Linked DNA regions of Homo sapiens: region 1 is linked to region 2. Evidence: chromatin loops called from intact Hi-C (ENCODE). Cell type or tissue: PC-3. All regions are shown on one strand. Region 1 overlaps INPP4B (inositol polyphosphate-4-phosphatase type II B). Region 2 overlaps INPP4B (inositol polyphosphate-4-phosphatase type II B).

Region 1 (5,000 bases), 130 kb before region 2:
ATACAATTCAATTTATTCAATTTCATTCTCAAAAAGGAATAGCTATTTTGATGGACAACAGATCAGTGGTGGCCAGGGGTTGGTGTGGGTGTGAAGGGGTTTCTTTGTGGTAATGGAAAAGTTCTGTATCTGGACTGTGGATACGGACTCTGTTCATACATGTGTTAAAATTCATAGAACTGTACAACAATAAAAAGTCAATTTTACTCTATGTTAATGTATAAAATGGGATAAATGAGAAAGGACACATCCATTTTCTCCGATAATAAATCAATACCAAACAAACAAACAAAAAAATCGCACAGCCATTTAGTCTGGGCATACAGAAACCACATTATTAAAATGTTATCCTCTTCCATGTCAAGCAAATTTCTGACATTTACTTGGAATGTTGGATTAAAGTATGGATTTTATCCCATGCACTATAAATTCAAAATATCTAAAGACATTAGAAATTTCATATAGGAAAGGAAGAAATTTCACCTGAATAGTAGGAAGCATTTCATAACAGACTAGATTCTCATTCAGGAGGTGCAATATATTTACCAAGCCAGTGATGCATAAATCAGCTGGCCACCTATCATCTAAAATTATCACATTTAGACCTACAGAAAAGAAACTGTTCCTGAGACTTTTTGTTAAGTTCATTTATTTCATTTTTTTTTTTTGTATTTTTAGTTTTGAGTAAGAGAAAGAGGAAAAGAGTGCTACACCTTTTAAACACAGACTATTGGGAGAGGAAGATGATTGTGGCAAGAAAGAAATATGTTATAGGAGGTTATAGATAGATGACTGGGAATACCTGACTTCCTGTGGAAATTTTCAGAAGCAAAAAATAGATACACTTATAAGGCCAGGTGAAAACAGTCTGGATAGATAGCTAAGCATTTTTTTTTTTTTGCTTCTTCAACAAAAACTTTTTACATGAATGGTTTGTAAACATTACAAAACCAATCAAAATGCTTTTAGACACTCTGAAAACTTTCCATAGATAACAGGTATGGAGAACTGGAGTATTAAATTATTAAACAATCAGTATTAAATGCTAGTGATGTGACAATATTTAATATTCAAATTTGGAATTATATATAGAGAATTTGTATGCTTTTGGGTTTTATGTCTTTTTAATGGTAGGAAAGAATGCAAAGAAATCTCTAAAATAACAGCTAGTATTAAAAGGTCAACGTTATACAGTGTTGAACATAATTTTAGAGTGTAATGTATTTCAAACCTGTGCACCCAGAAATTCACTGAGCTTTAAATTACACAATGAGGCATGTACTCTGAAACTGAGCAATTCTTAATCCCTGTATTTTTATGCTTAATTGCATTAGGATTTGTTTTAAATGTTTGTCACTCAGTTATAAAATCCTGTGATTTTTAAATTTTTTAAATTCTCATTTACTCTGACAACACATAATAAAATCATTTTAAAATACATAAAACACCATAAAGATGTAAAATTAAGGTCAAAATTACAGAAAATACTAATTTACAAATATTTATTAAGCACTTACTAGTACTATTAAACGCTAATCCATGCACAATAATGTAACAGAACAAAATTCTCTGCCCGCATGGAACTTATATTCTAGTGATAAACAAATGTGATATGTCAAAATATGACAAGTGCCATGGAGAAAAATTAAGCAGGGTAAAAGGTGGATGAGTGCTGTGTTGGGGCTGCTACTTTGTTTTCAGTGGTTGGGAAAGGCTTTTTAATAAGATGACATTTGAACACACACCTAAAGTGTAAAGAAATGAGTCATACATCCTTCTTGGGGCAAGATTTTTGCAGAAAGAAGCAGATGATCCCAAAGCCTTGAAGTGAATCCTGGTTACCCTATTTGAGAAACAGCAAAGATGCCAATGTGGCTAAAGCTAGATAGGTGGGGAAGAAAGGACTAGAAGACCAAATCAGATGGGTATGTATTAGTTCTCCATTGCTACATAACAAATTTCCATAAACCCACTGACCTAAACTCTGACTGGACTTATTATCTCACAGTTTCTATAAATCAAAAGTCCAGTCAGAGTCCTCTGCTCAGGGCCTAACAAGGTTGAAATCAAGATATAGGCTGGAATGCAGTCTTAGAAAAATCCACGTTATAACTAATTCAGCTTGTTGGTAGAACTTATTTTCTTGTGGCTTTAAGACTGAGGTTCGCATTTTCTTGTTGGTTATCAGGATAACACTCAGTCTCAAGGCCATTCTTGCCATAAGGCCCTCCACATTGGCAGTTCACATGGTGGTTTGCCTCCTCAAGGTCAGAATTTCCATCTCCAGTCTGCTAAGACACTATTATGCATGGTTATCCCAGCCACCTGTGTATAATTACAGGCAGCATATATTCACGGTGCAACCTGTAATCAAGGGGCGGGTGTTATGTAGAGCAGCTGCACCAGGGGCTGAGAATCTTGGGGAACATCTTAGCATTCTGATTACCACAGCAATGGGGAGTGAGATGATGTAGAGCTCTATAGAAAACACTGTAAGACCTTTGCCTTTTACTTTGAGTGAGGTCAAATAATCAACAGAAGATTTTGAACTGACAAGTTTTAGACACAACTTGGGCTGCAATATGGAAAATAAACTGTAGGGGGCAGAGAGGATCATGAAGATGAGTTTGGAGAAATTAGGAGGAAGAGGAGATGTATCCGATTTTAGTTTTATTTTTAAGGTAGAGCTAATAAGATACTGTGACTGACTGGCTATAGAGAATATGAGAAAGAGGAATCAGAGACTACATGGATTTTTCCCTCAACAATAGGAAGGGTAGCATTGCAATTTCCTACATGGGGAGATGGTGAGGACAAACAGAATTTGGGGACATGGTGGGCAGCAGGCAGGAATGAGGAGCTCAGTTTAGCAGATTTTAAATTTGAGACACTTATTTAGTGTTCAATTATCATTAGGTCGTTGGATATTAGAGTCAGGAGTTCAAGGAATTGGCCAAGGCTAGAGCTATAAGAACAGTCATGCGTTGCTAGATGACAGAATATATTCTAAGAAATATGCCATTAGGCAATTTTGTCCTTGTGTGAATGTCATAGAGTGTACTTACATAAACCTAGATGATATAGTCTGCTACTCACCTAGGCTATATGGGATAGCCTTTTGCTCCTAGGCTAAAAAGCTGTACAGCACGTTACTGTACTGAATACTATGGGCAATTATAACACAATGGTTAGTACTTGTGTACCTAAACATGGAAAAGGCAGAGCAAAAATATGGTGTTATAATCTTATGGAACCACCATTGGTTGTATATGCAGTCTGTCATTGACCAAAACATCATTATGTGATGCATCGCATATAGGAATCATCAGAATACAGATGACATTAAAAGCTTTAAGACTAGATGGAAGAAAGTGAATGAAGAGTGAAGAGGAGACTTTTCATCCTAAACTGAGGTATAGGACCCTTTAACATTTATAGGTGATAGTGATGAGGAGCAACCAGCAAAAGAAACAGAGAAGAAATGACCACAGGAAAATGAAGTCTGGTGTCCCAGATAACAAGGGAAGAATAGGTTTTGAGGAGTGAGCAATTGATCCACTGGGCAGATATCCCAAGGAAGAGGAACACTGACAATTATCCTTTGGATTTAGCAATATGGAGCCATTACTGATCATGACAAATGCTGTTTAGCTGCTAAAGTAATAGGAATGAAAACCTGATGAGAATAGATTCAAAAGACAATCAGAGGAGGGAGGCAAAGTAGACATAGTTCTTACTCTGGTTCTGCTATAAAGAGGACCAGAGAAATGGGACATAAGTTAGAAAGATAAACAGGAGATTTGATGGCATTTTTTAACGCTGATACACATGATCTAGCAGAGAAAATAATTTATGATGCAAAAGAAAAATGACATAAGTGCTGGAATAATGTTCTCAAATAAGTGAGAAGAGATAGAATCTAAAACACTAGACAGAAGACGAGTTGACTTTAGAAACGAAAAGGGAGTTTTTGTATAATAACAGGAAGAAAGGTAGAGAAGGTGCAGGTAGACTAGTAAACATGGCATGGGAAATTGTCAAATTTTCCTTCTCAGGGAAATGAAAATCAGATAAATCAGCTGATAGGTTGGTAAATGTGGAGTGGGAACTTGTCAGATTCTTCTTCTCAGTGAAACAGAAACTATAAATCAGCAGAGAAAGAGGAAGAGGAGAGATATTTTAGAGCTTTTAGGAATGTGGAGGTGTAAAATAGTGGTCCCAGAAAGTGGGAGAGTGAATGAATCAGGGGAGCATAGTGGGTACAGTATTAGCAAGGGTACCTATACCCTTGCTAGGTATAACTAGGGGTCGTGTACCAAATAAAACCTGTAAGCACGGAAGTCAAGTTTCCCCAGCCTGTTCAGCTACAGCAATACAAGTGTGAAATAGGTATGCGAAACTCTGGGCTTAGCCACAGTTTTTGTTGTAATTTTTAAATCAGTGAATTAATCAGTTAATCAATTTATATTTTGCTTGTGGAATATAGCAACAGGATAGCGGGGCACAGGAGTTGAGGGTATATGCGAGGGAATCGTTTTGTGATTTCTCAGTGATGGATAAGAAAAGTGGATGTGGGGGAGGGGCTGTGTAGGACAGAGCAGGACTTCACATCAATGACTCGGGACAGTCAAAGAGCAACTGGAGGGAGTGTACTGGAAAGAGAGGTGATAGAACTCAGAAAATAGGATGCTTAAAATTGAGACTCTGGAGCATTGGGATTAATGATGAGATCTCGGAGATGACAATGAGAATGGGTACTCAAATAGGGCAGAGAAAAGCCTGAGAGGCCATTGAGCTAAGAAAAGGGCACCCCTGTGGCTACTGAATCACAAGAAGTCTGGGAGGAGTAATGCTGAACTGAGACAGAGTGCACCCCAAGTAAAAATTTTCATGAAATAAGGGGAGGTGACATCTCTAGATGATGTAAGAATTGAGGTTCATGGCCTCAGACATGGTATATCTGAGGCCATGGATTGAGGCTCATGACCTCAGATATACCA
Region 2 (5,000 bases):
CTGGTCTGGAATTCAAGCTAAGCCTGGAGGAGATGGGTTAATTCTTGCCCAGGGGCCACAAAAGTTAAAAACTTTCCCTTGAGACACCAGGCTCATATTACAGACCCTCGCCACCATACCATATTTACTTGAATATTTTCTCCTCTCACATATCATTCCCCCAATTTGAGGAAGAAAAATCCAGAAAAATATTCCTTTTAAGCAAGTCTGAATCGACTTTCCTCTCTATCCCCGCCACCCTCGCCTCCCACCTTTGAAATAATAATTTTACTCCCTTCAGCTGAGTTGCTGAGATGTAAAGTGCCCTCACTAGAGGTGGTTCAAGTTAAATTCGGCTGGTGGCTTGCTGCAGGCTGGAGCTATGGATGGGGGAAGTAGCCCTGGGTCCTTGATTTCATGGTGAGGGCATGCAGGGTTCTATACCATCCCTACCCCACTTCTCAGACCATAACAGGAAGGGAGAGAAAGATGAGGTATTTAAGGTATGTTGTGGTCAGAGCTTGCAAGGTCCTTACCATTGGTAACAAAGGTAATATGGCTTAAATCTGAAACTTGAAAGCAAAGGAAAGTATAGATGCAATTATCACCTTTCAATTGTTTACAGATAATCTCTTTCAGAAGTACAAGGAGATAGAAAAAGCAGGAACTTCGGAATGAAACAGGCTTGGTTTTAGTCCAGTTCAAATAGCTAGGCAACACTGGGAAAATTATTTAACTGCTTAACTTCTTACCAGACTTTCAGATCCTGCTGCTTCTGTATGGCGTTTTGTCATATACTTTTTTTTCCTTATATAAACCACATGCCTCTAGTAACAGAAGAGAGCTTATGAAAGCATGTATGGAAAAAACATAATAGCTACAATGTATTTAACCCTTACTATTTTTGAGGCATTTTGCTAATTATCTCTCTATTCCTTAAAATGGTGCTTTGAATTATTTCAGTTTTACATAGAACTAGAACTAGAGGCTTGGAAACATGAAGTGCTCACATTTACATTACTAGAATTCTCTGGTAGCTTACATCCTACCCCACTGGCTTCATTTCTCTTCTTGGCATGCCGACCTGCCCTCCTGCACAATGGCACCTCTCTTTGGAAGACCCACCGCCACACCACGATTATTACTCAACCCAAGAGACTTAGAGTTTTAAAAAATACTGGTGCCAGGTTTCAATAATGTCAACGTATCACCGGAAGGAAAGAAAAAGCTAGATTTAGATTTTCACTGTTCTTTGGTGGTTATTTTGATCATTTCCTTTACTTGCAATATGAATGTGTTTAATTTTATTGCTCATAAAATTCAACTGTTGGTTTTCTGCTTACAGTAAACAGCTCTTTTTCCGTTTCCTGATATTGACATATATCTATCAGAATTTTAAAGCTGAGGCCACTGTGTTTCAAATACAGGCATCTTGCCCACTTTCTGCTTGTAGCCCCATCTTTTACCTTGTGAGCTCATGACACCTTTGCTCAAAATAAGTCACTTCTTTTCTGAGTTCTTATCAGACTTGATTGTGGGCTGTGGTTATTTCCCAGAAATGAGCAGCTGTTCTCCATTTTATCAGAGAGACTCTCACCCTCGTTCCCCATAAAAACAGAGAAAATTTCTATTACACTGAAATGTTCTGTCCAACCCAATTTGCACATTCCCTAATACTGATAAAAATAATGATGATGCTTTGTATTTTTATTATATTCCACATCTAAAAACAATACGGTTACATCTTGTCAGGAAAACAATAATAGTTACATCTTGGGCTGCACTTTTTTCTTCCTACAGCTCAGAGGATTTACTGTACCCTAAGTCTTATGCAGCATGATATCCTGGAGAGAACCCGAGATCAGGCAGAATTCCTAAGCTGTGCTCCCAGATTTCCTGCTTTCTAGTTCTGTGGCACTGAGTAAGTCACAAACTCTGACACTTAATTGCCTCATCTATCTACCTACCTCTCAGGGTGGAAGTGAGGAAATTGGGCCTTTTTATAAATGGACTTTTCTATGCAAAAAAAAAGTTTACTAATATCATACTAATATATATTAATATCAACATTTACCAATATCTGGTGTTTTATTATTGTGTAAAATTGTTTTTATTGACTCAGTCATACTCAGCTTTTTAAAAGCTGTTACCAGGTCCAATATTTCTTCATAAATACCAAATTAGTACATGAGTCATTGCATTTCATAAGGTGAAACCTATTCACATCATGGATCTGTACATACTGAATCAGTCCCACCAGACGGCTGATAAATAATGAGTGATTGGATTGTTTTGTGAAGATATTACTCATATGATCACTATAAAATCTAATCCGTATGAGAATTATTTAGCAGCCAATAAAGAATCCTGAAAAATCTGTTTTCAGGAAAAAAAAAAAGTGAATGGGTGAGGTGGCTTATGCCTGGAATCCCAGCAATTTGAGAGGCCGAGGCCAGGATGACCTGACATCAGGAATTCCAGACCAGCCTGGCCAACATGACGAAACCCCATCTCTATTAAAAATACAAAAATTAGCTGGGCGTGGTGGCACACTCCTGTAGTGCCAGCTACTTGGGAGGCTGAGGCACAAGAATTGCTTGAACCCCAGGGGCGGAGGTTGCAGTGAGCTGAGATCACACCACTGCACTCCAGCCTGGGTGACAGAATGAGACTCTGTCTCATAAATAAATAAAAAGTTATATCTGTCTTCCAGCTATACTTACCACTGCTCATTAACCAAATATAATTCTACTCTAGGAGTGGCCTGCATCTGTGGCCTTCATCAGCTCAGAAGACTAAAAGAAAGCAATGCTTTGGGATTTTGCTTCTGTTTCGTTTTGTTTATTTAAGAATTCTACCCACTTCAATCTAATGGTCAGTAACAAACAAATGCTACTGCAATCCTTCATTCATCAGTAGATTTTTAATTTCTGCCTTCTTAATGGCTTTGCTTAGTATTGAATTGTTTAAAAGTGTTCTTAGACCTCAGAAGAGTTTAAATATGCAGGATGTTGATAGATGGGGATTCTAGTGTGCTTGTATCCAGTGTATTTTTTATTGAAATGTGGGAAAAATAATAATACAGAAGGAATATATTTTTAAACCATAATTTGTGACTTGTCATCAGAAAAAAAATAAAGAGCAATAAGTGACTTTTTATTTCCTGATTACTTTTGCTATGGTAACTAGTAACATGAGGGTTCACATTCTACTATGAGTAGCTGTGAGTGAGATGCCTACAGGCATCCCCAGCTCATATTTGTACAGGAGCCAGGCAGTTTTCACTCTACGAGAAGGAAATCCTCAGTGGAAGCATAATAATAAAAATAAATGGAGGGGGCCACATGCGGTGGCTCACGCCTGTAATCCCAGCACTTTGGGAGGCCAAGGAGGGCAGATTGCTTGAGGTCAGGAGTTCGAGACCAGCCTGGCCAACATGGCAAAACCCCATCTCTACTAAAAATACAAAAATTAGCTGGCCATGGTGGTGGGTGCCTTTAATCCCAGCTACTCGGAGGGCTGAGGTGGGAGAGTCGCTTGAACCCGGGAAGCGGAGGTTGCAGTGAGCCGAGATTGCGTCATTGTGCTCTAGCCTGGGCAACAGAGCGAGACTCCTTCTCAAAAAATAATAAATAAATAAATAAATAAATAAAGAGACTCAATATCTCCGGTGACTGAGACTCTATCTCAAAAAATAATAAACAAATAAAGACTCAATATGTCCAGGGAGGGCTAGGCACTGAACAAACTGGAAAGCTTACACTATGTCATAAGATGGAACCTCTATACAAAGTCATTGCCTGAAAAAATGAAGGCCCACTGTGTCCTTGATTTTAGGATTTCTCCAAAGCTTGAAATCCCCAGTCACTGTGCAGGTGAACACTGGAACAGCTGCACAAAATACATCTGTTTGATAGATTTGGCCAGAAGTTTTTCTGAGGAATAGAAATTGCCAAATTCTAGTCTTGACGCTTACAGCTACTACCTAGCCTCTTAGGAAGAGGGCACAGATTTTCTTCTGCTCCAGTAGTTCTCACTGGAGAGTCCAGAGCTAAAAGGTGGGACTCTTCAGGATTTTTGTGAAATCAAAGATACTGTCTATACCAAAATACTGCTTTTTATAAAATATCAGTTTCTGTTTCCTGTGGCCATTATTTCAAAATCAGGTGAAGGCTATTGAGTCCATGATCATTTCTATCATTCCAACCAATTTTGGCTGGAAGCCTAAAAATACCTCTTGATTCACATCAGAGAGCTCAGTCTCAGCAATAATCAATTTGAAGTAGAACACAACTGTTCATTCAGGTGCTTTTGAGTTCAGCAACACTGCTCGAATTCAAGTAGTTGTAAAGCATACATTAGACAAGGGGGGTGTCAACAAGCAGATGCCTGCCCCAGGCTTTCACGAGAGTGGTGGTGTGAACCACTGAGGCACTGTGAATTGGTGGTCAACCCCAAGTGACCATCTCTTTCCCCCTAAGAAAACTTTCTTCTGTGAAGTGAGGTCTTTTCTCTTGCCTCACTCTTACTTCATCTCTCTTCTTGCCATTCATTGTTAATGGAATCTAACAAAATTTATCCTCTTTCTTCCAGAACAAAGCAGTGGCCACAGGTGCGTGGGAATCAGTGAGGGGGATATGACAAGAATTTCCACATCTCTACAATTCTGTACTCAAAATTAGCCAAAGGAAATTTAGACTTAGAGGAGAAACCACATACCATAGTGTATGGAGGATAAAGAAATTTTTTTTAACTTAAGATAAAACCTTATTTGAGAGAGCTATATATGACTTTGGATGAATTACTCAATCTCTTTGAATCTCTATTCTAGCATCTGCAAAATGGAAGTAAAAGAATGTACTTCATAAATTTGCTATAAAGACAATAAGGTAATGTATATAGAATGCTAATATATGAGTCCCTTTAAATTATTATTGACATTAATATATAGTTATACTGTGCATTAACACAAAAAATGGATTTTATCTATCCTATATTTTTATACTAATCATATGCTCAAG

What was found. Peaks named below come from ENCODE experiments on the same cell type or tissue, not always from the same donor. Only the 100,000 strongest peaks of a DNase experiment are listed, where the experiment ranks them.
Region 1: it touches region 2 in a loop (1.9-fold over the local background); 4 of 110 quality-filtered maps call a loop at or near these places.

Annotation. Positions count from the first base shown.
Region 1 is chr4:142,280,452-142,285,451 of GRCh38, forward strand. All of the region lies in intron 9 of INPP4B (inositol polyphosphate-4-phosphatase type II B), which reads right to left. Among named protein-coding and RNA genes, the nearest start is that of INPP4B, 560 kb to the right of the region's middle. In PC-3, CTCF peaks have their summits at 2,610 (motif pointing right) and 2,822; no DNase peak of the experiment used is centred here.
Region 2 is chr4:142,405,894-142,410,893 of GRCh38, forward strand. The region is part of intron 5 of INPP4B (inositol polyphosphate-4-phosphatase type II B); the gene reads right to left. Among named protein-coding and RNA genes, the nearest start is that of INPP4B, 440 kb to the right of the region's middle. In PC-3, no CTCF peak of the experiment used is centred here; DNase peaks (open chromatin) are centred at 448, 2,328 and 3,208; H3K4me3 peaks cover 2,157 bases; H3K27ac peaks cover 4,379 bases.